2 separate regions of the Homo sapiens genome follow, and region 1 is linked to region 2. A link is a contact called in ENCODE Hi-C or POLR2A ChIA-PET data. All regions are on one chromosome and are shown on one strand. The core of a region is the stretch at or near the end of the contact, and the rest is flanking DNA. Distances in the headings are between cores, read along the strand shown.

The links. Hi-C counts contacts between places; a loop is a spot of excess contacts on that map. ChIA-PET counts read pairs that join two places held with the same protein, here RNA polymerase II (POLR2A).
Region 1: a map of astrocyte of the cerebellum shows a loop between it and region 2 (2.8-fold over the local background). The contact joins two enhancer-like sites. A Hi-C loop is called at or near these places in 2 of 168 maps with a recorded cell type or tissue (astrocyte of the cerebellum and ovary). POLR2A ChIA-PET finds 5 or more read pairs at or near these places in 2 of 52 experiments (both activated T-cell).

The regions. Positions count from the first base shown.
Region 1 is chr18:23,176,861-23,181,715 of GRCh38, reverse strand. The region is part of intron 1 of CABLES1 (Cdk5 and Abl enzyme substrate 1); the gene reads right to left. Among named protein-coding and RNA genes, the nearest start is that of CABLES1, 44 kb to the right of the region's middle. RefSeq lists a silencer at 1,030-1,079. Within about 2 kb of position 1,440, at least 8 of the 41 ENCODE cell types and tissues checked have a DNase peak (open chromatin) inside an H3K27ac peak, as active enhancers do.
Region 2 is chr18:23,110,829-23,115,970 of GRCh38, reverse strand. No RefSeq gene overlaps it. Among named protein-coding and RNA genes, the nearest start is that of CABLES1, 22 kb to the left of the region's middle. Within about 2 kb of position 1,335, at least 13 of the 41 ENCODE cell types and tissues checked have a DNase peak (open chromatin) inside an H3K27ac peak, as active enhancers do.

The DNA.
Region 1 (4,855 bases), core at 191-2,690, 66 kb before region 2:
TCACAGCCTGTGTGTTCCTAGGAAGGGACCATGCTTGGCCAACAGCAGGTACTCAATCATGGCTGGCTGAATACAGGAACAAATTCCCCTCACCAGGTAGGTGGGTATTCCTGGACTTTTCCCAGAGAGCACCTGACCTTCTGACCTTCCATTCAATGCTTTTCTATACACAATTATTAGTGGGCATCTTTTTTTTTTTTTTTTTTTTTTTTTTTTTTTGAGACGAAGCTTTGCTCTTGTTGCCCAGGCTGGAGTGCAATGGTGTGATCTTGGCTTACCACAACCTCTACCTCCCGGGTTCAAGCAATTCTCCTGCCTCAGCCTCCCAAGTAGCTGGGACTACAGGCGCATACCACCACATCCGGCTAATTTTTTTGTACTTTTAGTAGAGATGGGGTTTCACCATGTTGGCCAGTCTGGTCCTGAACACCTGACCTCAGGTGATCCACCCGCCGAGGCCTCCCAAAGTGCTGGGATTACAGGCGTGAGCTGGGATTACACCGCGGCTGGCCTAGGGCCGCTTTCTTTAATACATGCATTCCCAGTCTGGTCAACAGAGTCCAGAAATCCTCCTCAGCTTCCCAATGCCCCAGGACAAGGAGGTTATGGGTAAGGAGTCAGGGCTGGACAGCAAGAAGTCCCACTTCAACCTTATAGACTCTGGGAACCTACATGTTCTAGCCTCCTTTACCGACTTAGTCACCAAGCCTCAAGGAGCCCAATCAGGACCCAGCAAGAAAAGGCTTGGGGCATATTAGCCTAGAAAGCAGGGTTGGCCCTTGAGGCAACTAGAAAATCCCTTTTTTGTTACAGAATCTCTGACTTTCTGGGCGGAAGCCTCCATCCCCTGCTTCTTGCATCCCTCCATCCCCCCACCACAGACATAATCTTTTGCTCTTGAAATGGTGTTCAGCTCATGCAGAAAAGGTGTCCTAAAAAGTAGGGTACAAATCTGTAGTTTGTAACTGTTTGACTATGGAAGCCTACTACTTAAAGGAGCCCTAAAATGAAAAACTATATATAAACCCAAGAATTAAAATCAGCTGCGCTTAGTGGCATGCACCGGCAGTCTCAGCTACTCAGGAGGCTGAGGCACGCTTGAACACAGGAAGTCGAGGTTGCAATGAGTTATGATCGCATTACTGCACTCTAGCCTGGGTGACAGAGTGAGACCCTGTCTCTACAAATAAATAAGTAAACACATAAGCCCAAGAATTGTACTATCATGTGTATGTCATTTGTGAAATGCTGGTTTTCAAATACTAGGCTCTCTTAAAGGAAAATGCCCCTCCATCACCCTATTGTTATTTCCTTCATTTCCCTAGCAGCATCTTAAGCTGTTGACTGCCACAGCACCATCAGCCTGCTCCTCACATTCATCAGATAAGTGATGATAACATTGTTCGTGAGTTGGCAAACTTCAATGCCAAGATTCCAGATGCTCCTCCAGCAGAAGTCCAATCAGACTGCGCTCACTTAAAAAAAACAAACTGTTGGCCAGGCGCGGTGGCTCATGCCTGTAATCCTAGCACTTTGGGAGGCTGAGGCGGGTGGATCACGAGGTCAGGAGATCGAGACCATCCTGGCTAACACGGCGAAACCCAGTCTCTACTAAAAATTAAAAAAAAAATTAGCCGGGCGTGGTGGCGGGCGCCTGTAGTCCCAGCTACTCAGAAGGCTGAGGCAGGAGAATGGCCTGAACCCGGGAGGCGGAGCTTGCAGTGAGCCAAGATTGCGCCACTGCACTCCAGCCTGGGCAACAGAGCGAGACTCCGTCTCAAAAAACAAAAAACAAAAATAAAAACAAAAACAAAACAAAACTGTTTCACCCTAGTACACGTGTTCACAGATGAAGAAAAAAAAGTCAGCTGCTACCTCTTAACAGAAGATACACAGACCCTTAAAGCAAAACGGCCTTCCCTTCAGCCTGAGGACACATCCATTAGACACATGCTTTGTTTTGTTGTCCACGGATCTAAAGCTTTGTCCAGCAGCAAAAGTGCCGATGAAAGTAAGCATGGCCCTTACTGCTCACCTGGCAGCAGCTGCTTGTTAGACCCTGGAGGAACTCCAAGAGGAGAGCCACAGAGTCTGACACTACAGTGGCATACTGGCCGGGCCAGGTCACCAGGCTGGGGTGACTGGAGGAGCATTTGGTCTTGACCAGTCAGCCTGATGCCATCCATACCTCTGAGCACTGGGCACACAGCTGGCTTGGAAGGAAAACCTCCTCCCCGAGCCTCAACTAACACGCTGAAAGCCAGATCCATATCCAGAATACAGACCAAAGGAATTCAAAATCCCTGGGGTGGGGGAGTCACTGGGATTTTTCTTGTAAAGGAAGGAAGACAGGATTATCTTTAAGAAAAGGAGGGATGGTTAGATTTTTTTAAATTAGACACAATGGGAAGAAACCGTTTTTTCTTTATTTTTTTAGACGGAGTCTCTGTCTCCCAGGGTGGAGTGCAGTGGCGCGATCTCGGCTCACTGCAACCTCTGCTTCCTGGGTTCAAGCGATTCTCCTGCCTCAGCCCCCTGAGTAGCTGGGATTACAGGGACCCGCCACAATACCCGACTAATTTTTGTATTTTTAGTAGAGACAGGGTTTCACCGTGTTGGCCAGGCTGGTCTCGAACTCCTGGCTTCAGGCAATTGGCCCGCCTCGGCCTCCCAAAGTGTTGGGATTACTGGTGTGAGCCACCACGCCCGGCCAAGAAACTGGTTTTGAATCTGGCTATGTTTTAAAGTCTCCAGCTGATGAATCAGGCAAAAACCAAATTAAAATCAATACACTAGAGTTGCCAATCAGCTTGTTCAAATAAGGTCTGTTTCTACATTTTCATAGGCGGGTCAAGAAAGCGACTCTCTAAATGTTTACAGAGAATACAAAAGGCTCTTGGCTTGCCTGAGTTTACTTTTGTTTCAAGGGCTCTCATCAGACTTGCCAAATCCTGAAAAATCAAGGTGTGAGGTTATCTTGGTATATGGGGCTATTTAGAGCTGACAGGAACTGCTGCTAGGATTTAATAGCTGGCCAGAAATTCATCCCCAAAGATCTCCCAGTCTACCCTGCCCACTGCTGTCCTGCTAATCTTGAAAAACACTCTTTCCCTCATGTCAGTCCCTACTTGAAGATCCAGTGATACCCCCTGGGAACAAGTTCAAACTCTTTTGACAAAGGGTCTAGAGGGAAGGTCAGAACACAGCAGCAGACACAGCACACCTGGCCGCCATGAAGGTACATGCCCAGGGTCCCTGGACAGCCTTAGGGTATCAGGACATCAGGCGGCCAGCCCAGGGTCCCTGGACAGCCTTAGGGTATCAGGACATCAGGCGGCCAGCCCAGGGTCGCTGGCTCAGTGGCAGTGCTGCATTCTAATTCATACTTGGCCTCGTCCCAGAGGGAGGGGCCCTGCCCTGCTGCTGTAGGGGCACACAATGGAATACGCAGAAGGGTAGAACCAGGAGAAGCAGGTACTGGGTACTGGTTGAAAAAAAAAAATCAGGATCCGAAAAGGTTTTGTGTGGCTGATGAGATAAACCGCTTTGATCTTGCTACAGAACACATTGGATACTCATGGAGGGGGTGGGGAAGAAAAGTGGGGGCCCAGCCAGGACAGGATATGGGTGGGAAGGGAATATTGGAAAGGGAAAACCACTAGAAATAAAAGGGCCAGCTTCACCCTAGACAGAAATGCGCCCTATGCATCTAAGTCCAAGGAGTTTGCGGCCAACTTACCTATGTTCTGAATGGGCGTCAGGCTCCAAGGAATCAAATCCAGGCGTTCTCTGCAAAGGGCTTCCCTGAGCCGGGCAAGGAGGGTGGCTGGGAATGCAGCACCTGGTCCCATGGTTTAAGGATACTGTGGAGTGTGTCCACACCTGGAGGCCAAACCAGGTGTGGAGTACATGGGGGAGCCAGGGAGAGCCAAGGTTTTAATTGGGAGAGGAGAAGAGAGTACCTCTAACAGAGGGAGCAGGCAGGCCATGGCAGGGGGCCTGAGGGGCTTCCTACATGCACCTTCCCAGAGCCCAACAGGACAGGACAGAACTGGGACTCGGTGAGGCATAGGAAGAATTCCTCCCAGCAAAGTCCGGCCCCAGGAAAAGAGCCCAGCGGGAACCAGGAGACAGACAGGCTCGCAATCAGAGGGCCAGGCTTGGCTCCAGGAGGACCCGGACAGAGACCCCAACAGCCAAGTGGACAAGCTGACCACACATAGACCGGCGGGGCTGGGGCTGGTATCACAGCACAATGAACGTGTGTGTGTGTGTGTGTGTGTGTGTGTGTGTGTGTACACATGTGCTCACACATAGCACCTTTCAGTCTCACACCCGAACACAGGAGGTACAGGGCTACGAACACTTCAGGGCTTACATGGGTGAGCAAGTGTGTGGTGCAGGGGGCCAGAGTTACCTCCTTAGACAGAGGCTGAGCAGAACTCGTTCCTGAGACTTGGTCTGACGGGGCCCCGAGCCTGACAATGGCCTGTGCTGGAGCCGTCTCGCTTCCTCCCCAGTCACTGTGAGGGCTCACTGGTGCTTTGGAAGAATGCCTTTACCTGCTGAAGACTTTCTAAGCCAGATACGCATTTATTTTTCCTTCGAACACAAGACAAGGACCCTCTGTGCCTAGCTCTGTGGGATTTGAAGAAGGCGAGGGAGAACCGAACCTTGCTGGAGGGACACACTCCTGTCCCTTCCTCCACAGTCAGGAGAGAACGGAGCTAACTTCATTAGAACCAGCAGGGGCTCAGGCGGGGGTCCTCACATCCAAGCTGGTGTTTACCGGACCCTTCAGAGGGCTGCCCTCCTAGGGAGGACGCCAGTAAAACGCTCCCTGGAGTCTCCCCCT
Region 2 (5,142 bases), core at 86-2,585:
CCATCCATAGATGAATGGATAAACAAAATGTGGTGTATACAAACGATGGAATGTAATTCAGCCTTAAGTAGGAAGGCAATTCTGACTCATACTACAACGTGGATGAACCCTGAGGACGTTACGCTCAGTGAAACAAGCCAGTCACCAAAGGACAAATAGTGTATGATTCACTCATGTGAGGTCCATGGAATCATCACGCTGTTAGAGACAGAATAGTGGTTGCCAGGGGCTTGGGGAAGGAGGGAATGAGGAGTTAGTGTTTAATGGGTACAGAGTTTCAGCTGGGGATATGAAAAAGTTCTAGAGATGGTTGGTGGTGATAGTTGCATACAATGTCAATGTACTTACTGCCACAGAACTATCCACTTAAAAATGGTTAAGATGGTCACTTTTATGTTATGTTTATATTGTCACTTAAAGAAAAAAAAAAAGCAACTGCTCGATGCAGAGACTAGAAGTCAAGCCCCGGCTCTGCTATTCACACCAGGGTGTGGTGGGTCTTGGCCAAGTTCATCTCTCTCGGACTCAGTGTCCCTGTGAAAGAGGGATCGTGACTATACTCTCCCCACAGTGGCAATGTGGGGAACTCTTGAGATCTGAGTATAAACCTGGGGGCACAGTGCCTGCCTGGCACATTGGGGGTACTCAGGAAGTGTGGTTATTATGGTGGTTACAGGTTTTACTATTTATTGCTTATAGAAGCAGCCCAAATGCTTCTATGGACTGTCTTTTCCCCTGCAGACACTCCCACAGAAGCATTTGGGGCACTGGCTTAACAGCAAGGTTACAGGTTAACTGACCATGAATGACTGAGATCTAGGACAGGGTGTGTGTAATCTCTCTGCGTCTTCCTGCTGGTTCAACATTCTCTCCTCCCACAAGAACCAGTTCCCAAGGGTACTCCACGCAACTTCACGTTGCCCTGCTTATCTGACCCCCAGAGGAACACTTCTTCCAGTGAAAACCTCCACAGTTCCCATTTAGACTCCTGCGGAGAGTTGCTCATTGCTGTTGACAGCAATAATAGTTCGTTTTCTTTTATTTTGATTAAATAATAGCTTGATTGGAAAGTGTTTCCCGGTGCAGCAATTAATAACTGGCTGGAGTTGCCAAGGCTGGAGGTAAGGCCAAAAGCACTTCACCCAGCTAGTCACTCATTACCCAGGAAATGTTAGACCTGGAGGCTATTCACTGCTGGTACAAACTCTGAAATTGGTAGGGAGAAAAAGGAAAAAAAGAAAAACAGCCTAAGCAATTTCCTTTTAGGTAATGAAAAGTTTAAAAATGGAGTAGCGTGTTGCCATAGCCACCATCTCTGGCTCTGGGCTGGCCTCCACGCTGGCATCCAGCGGACGGCATTTGACATGGTTTTCAGCAGAGGCAGCTGTGCCTCTTAAGTACCCATAATGAATATCTGCAGCTCCAGGCTCCCTCGGAAATCCTCAAGCCTTCACTTGTCACCTAATTTCCTCGGGAAGTGTTTCTAATTACACATTTCTTGCTGCCGGCTCCAGGTCAAGTCTTTTTGTACACAATATGCGAATTACATAAAACCACAAAACAGTGAGGGGACTCTGGAGTGATCAAAATTGCCATGTAGTTGTTTTAACTTAGTAGTTAAGCATCCGTGGGTGTAATAGGATGTCATTTGCATGAGCAAAAACAACATTAAAGGAACATCACGTGTTTCATTCTTGAGAACTCTTTGTAGGGGTCAGAACCCATTTCAGCAAGATATCTATATAACAATAGAATTTCCAACTCTAACACATGGACTGTTTATTTTAACTACAATAGCAGGGGCTTTGTAAAGAGAGACTTGTTTTGTACTGTTACCTGGGATCTGCCATTTAGGGACCTAAATGGCAGTTTTGTTTCCTGGAAGTGAAATAATCCTTATCTTTGGACTCTCTTAGTTTAGGAAATTCTCCAAGACGTAAAGCAACATTCACCAACTATTCTTAGAGAAAACTCTGAAATCTAGTTAAATTTATGTCCAGATGCTACTGTTTGGGTGTTAAGGTTTTTTTTAGAGTTGAGTAAATTGGAGGATTCTTTAGCTCTTAAAGAAGCGGCATAAATGGTTTTCTAAAAAAATGGGTTTTGACTGGACTGAGGCAACCCCCTCCCACACCGCAGTGTTTTGGAAGACTGAGCCTGTGCGGGATGGAGAGGTACGGGGGACTCTGGTTGTCTTCGTGGGGCCATGGAATTTTGCTCAAGTGAGCCCCCAGGCCATGCCCATGGACGTCCCAGAACCAGGGATGGCTGGTTCTGGCACCAGCTTGCAGCTGAGGCAAGACCTGTCCTGTCTTGAGGACATTATGCTAAGTGAAGTAAGCCAGTCATGGAAAGACAAATACACTGTGATTCCACTTGTATGAGGTACTTAGAGTCATCAGAATCATAGAGACAGAGTGGTGGTAGCCAGGGGCTGGGGGGAGGAGGGAAGGGGAGTTAGTGTTTAACGTACAATTTCAGTTTTACAAGATGAAAAGAGCTATGGAGATGGGTGGTAGTGATGGTTGCACAACAATGTGAATGTACTTAATGCCACTCAACTAACTGTACCTTAAAAATTGCTAAGATGGTGGCGGGCTCAGGGACTCACTCCTATAATCCCAGCACTTTGGGAGGCTGAGGTGTGCAGATCACCTGAGGTCAGGAATTTGAGACCAGCCTGGCGAACATGGTGAAACCCTGTCTCTACTAAAAATATAAAAATTAGCTAGGTGTGGTGGCTAATTAGCTAGTCCCAGCTACTCAGGAGGCTGAGGCAGGAGAATCGTTTGAACCCAGGAGGCGGAGGTTGCAGTGAGCTGAGATTGCACCACTGCACTCCAGCCTGGGCGACAGAGTGAGACTCTGTCTCACAAAATAAAATAAAAAATTGCTAAGATGGTAAATGTCATGCTATGTATATTTTACCACACAGACACATATACACACAATGGGGAAAGGAGAGAGGAACCTATCCTGACCCCATTCCCTAAGGAACTTCAGCAGGAAGTAGCAGTCACTGCAAGAAGTGTCTTTTGCTCCAGGTTTCCCTCTGCCCACTGACCCTCCTCCTCTCAGTCTCCAAATGTTGAGTGTCCCCAGGCCAGTCCAGGACTTCTCCTGTCTACACTCGCTTCCTAAGTATCTCATCCAATGACAAGGCTCTATGAGCTGTGACAGATTCTGTCTTCCAGAGTTGGTCCCAACAGTATCTCCCATTCTATAAGCTCTTCTCCAATATGACCTCCACACTCCTTCCACAGAGAGAAGGGGTCTTCAATCTAGGCAGACTTGTGACTCTCTTGTCACCAACAGAAGGGGGTAGAGATGATGCTATGTGACTTCCAAGGCTAGGTTAGGAAAGCTGCCATGTAAGTCGTCCAACTCCCAAAGGCTGCCATACTGGAAGGAAGCCCAACCCTCATGGGGAGGGCACTGTAAGTATCCCAGTTGACAGCCTGTGCTGAGGTTCCAGTGAATAACCAGCCATATCTGTGGGTAAAGATGCTTCCAGATGATTCCAGTCCCAGCTCTCATGTTGCCTCCAATCCTTGAGTCTTCCAAGCTAAAGTCCCAGAAACTGTGGAGTAGAGACTAACCATTTCTTCTGTGCCCTGCCCTGGATTCCCAGCCCACCAAACTGGTGGGCAAATGAAATAGCTGGTTTAAGCTAAGTTTGGGGTTGTTTTTTTTTTTTTTTTGAGACGGAGTCTCACTCTGTCACCAAGCTGGAGTGCAGTGGCGCGATCTCGGCTCACTGCAACCACTGCCTCCCCAGTTCAAGCAATTCTCCTGCCTTACCCTCCCAACTGGCTGGGACTACAGGCATGCGCCACCATGTCCAGCTAAGTTTTGTATTTTTTTTTTTTTTTGAGACAGAGTCTCGCTCTGTCACCCAGGCTGGAGTGCAGTGGCACGATCTTGGCTCACTGCAAGCTCCGCCTCTTGGGTTCACACCATTCTCCTGCCTCAGCCTCCCGAGTAGCTGGGACTACAGGTGCCCATGACCGCGCCCGGCTAATTTTCTGTACTTTCAGTAGAGACAGGGTTTCACCGTGTTAGCTAGGATGGTCTCGATCTCCTGACCTCGTGATCCACCCGCCTTGGCCTCCCAAAGTGCTGGGATTATAGGCGTAAGCCACCGTGCCCGGCCCAAGTTTTGTATTTTTAGTAGAGACGGAGATTTAAGAAGCTTCTCACAGAACTTGCTCAGGTGAAGCTGATCTTAAGCTGCTCATCTCTCAGGCATCCTCATCTCAGTAAGTGATTTCATCACTTATCTGATACCCAATTGCCCAGGCCAGAAATCTAGACATTGTCAGTAAGTTCTCTCTTTCCCTCACCCTCCATTCAGTCCATCAGCAAGTCCTGTGCCCTCCATCTTCAAAACATTTCCCATATAGGAGCACTTTTCACCTATGCCACGGGTTTAACCTTAATCCAAACCACATCATCTCTCTCCTGGACACTCTACAGAGTCCTCTCTGGTCTCCCTGCTTCCACTCCTGGTCTGCAGTTCCCTTCCCCACAATCAAGTCTCCAGAAGCCACAATGATCGTTTCAAGATGTCAGTTACATCACAAGCCCCAAGCCCTCCTTGCTTACCTGTCTGGTGATTGTCTGGGAATCTAGCTGGGGCTCTTGGTCAGAACATCCACATCTAGCTTCTCCGTGTGGCCTGGACTTCCTCACAATATGGTGGCTGGGTTCAGAGAAGAAGCATCCCAAGAGAAAGCAAGAGAGTCCCCCAGAACCACGTTGCTTTCTAGGACTGAGCCTCGGATGTCACTTCTGCCACATTCTATTGGTTGAGGCAGTTACAAAGTTCCACCCAAGTTCAAGGGGAGGGAACACAAACTCTACCTCTTAATGAGGCCTGCTAAGGTCACATTCTAAGAAAAGAATCTAGAGTGGAATATATATTCGTGCAGCCACCCTTGGAAAATACAATATACCACACCATCCAAAAAGATTTAATTCCATAAGTGACCAGGCGCAGTGGCTCATGCCTGTAATCCCAGCACTTTGGGAGGCCGAGGCTGGTGGATAGCCTGAGGTCAGGAGTTCGAGACCAGCCTGGCCAACATGGTGAAACCTCATCTCTACTACAACTACAAAAATTTGCCGGGCATGGTGGTGTGC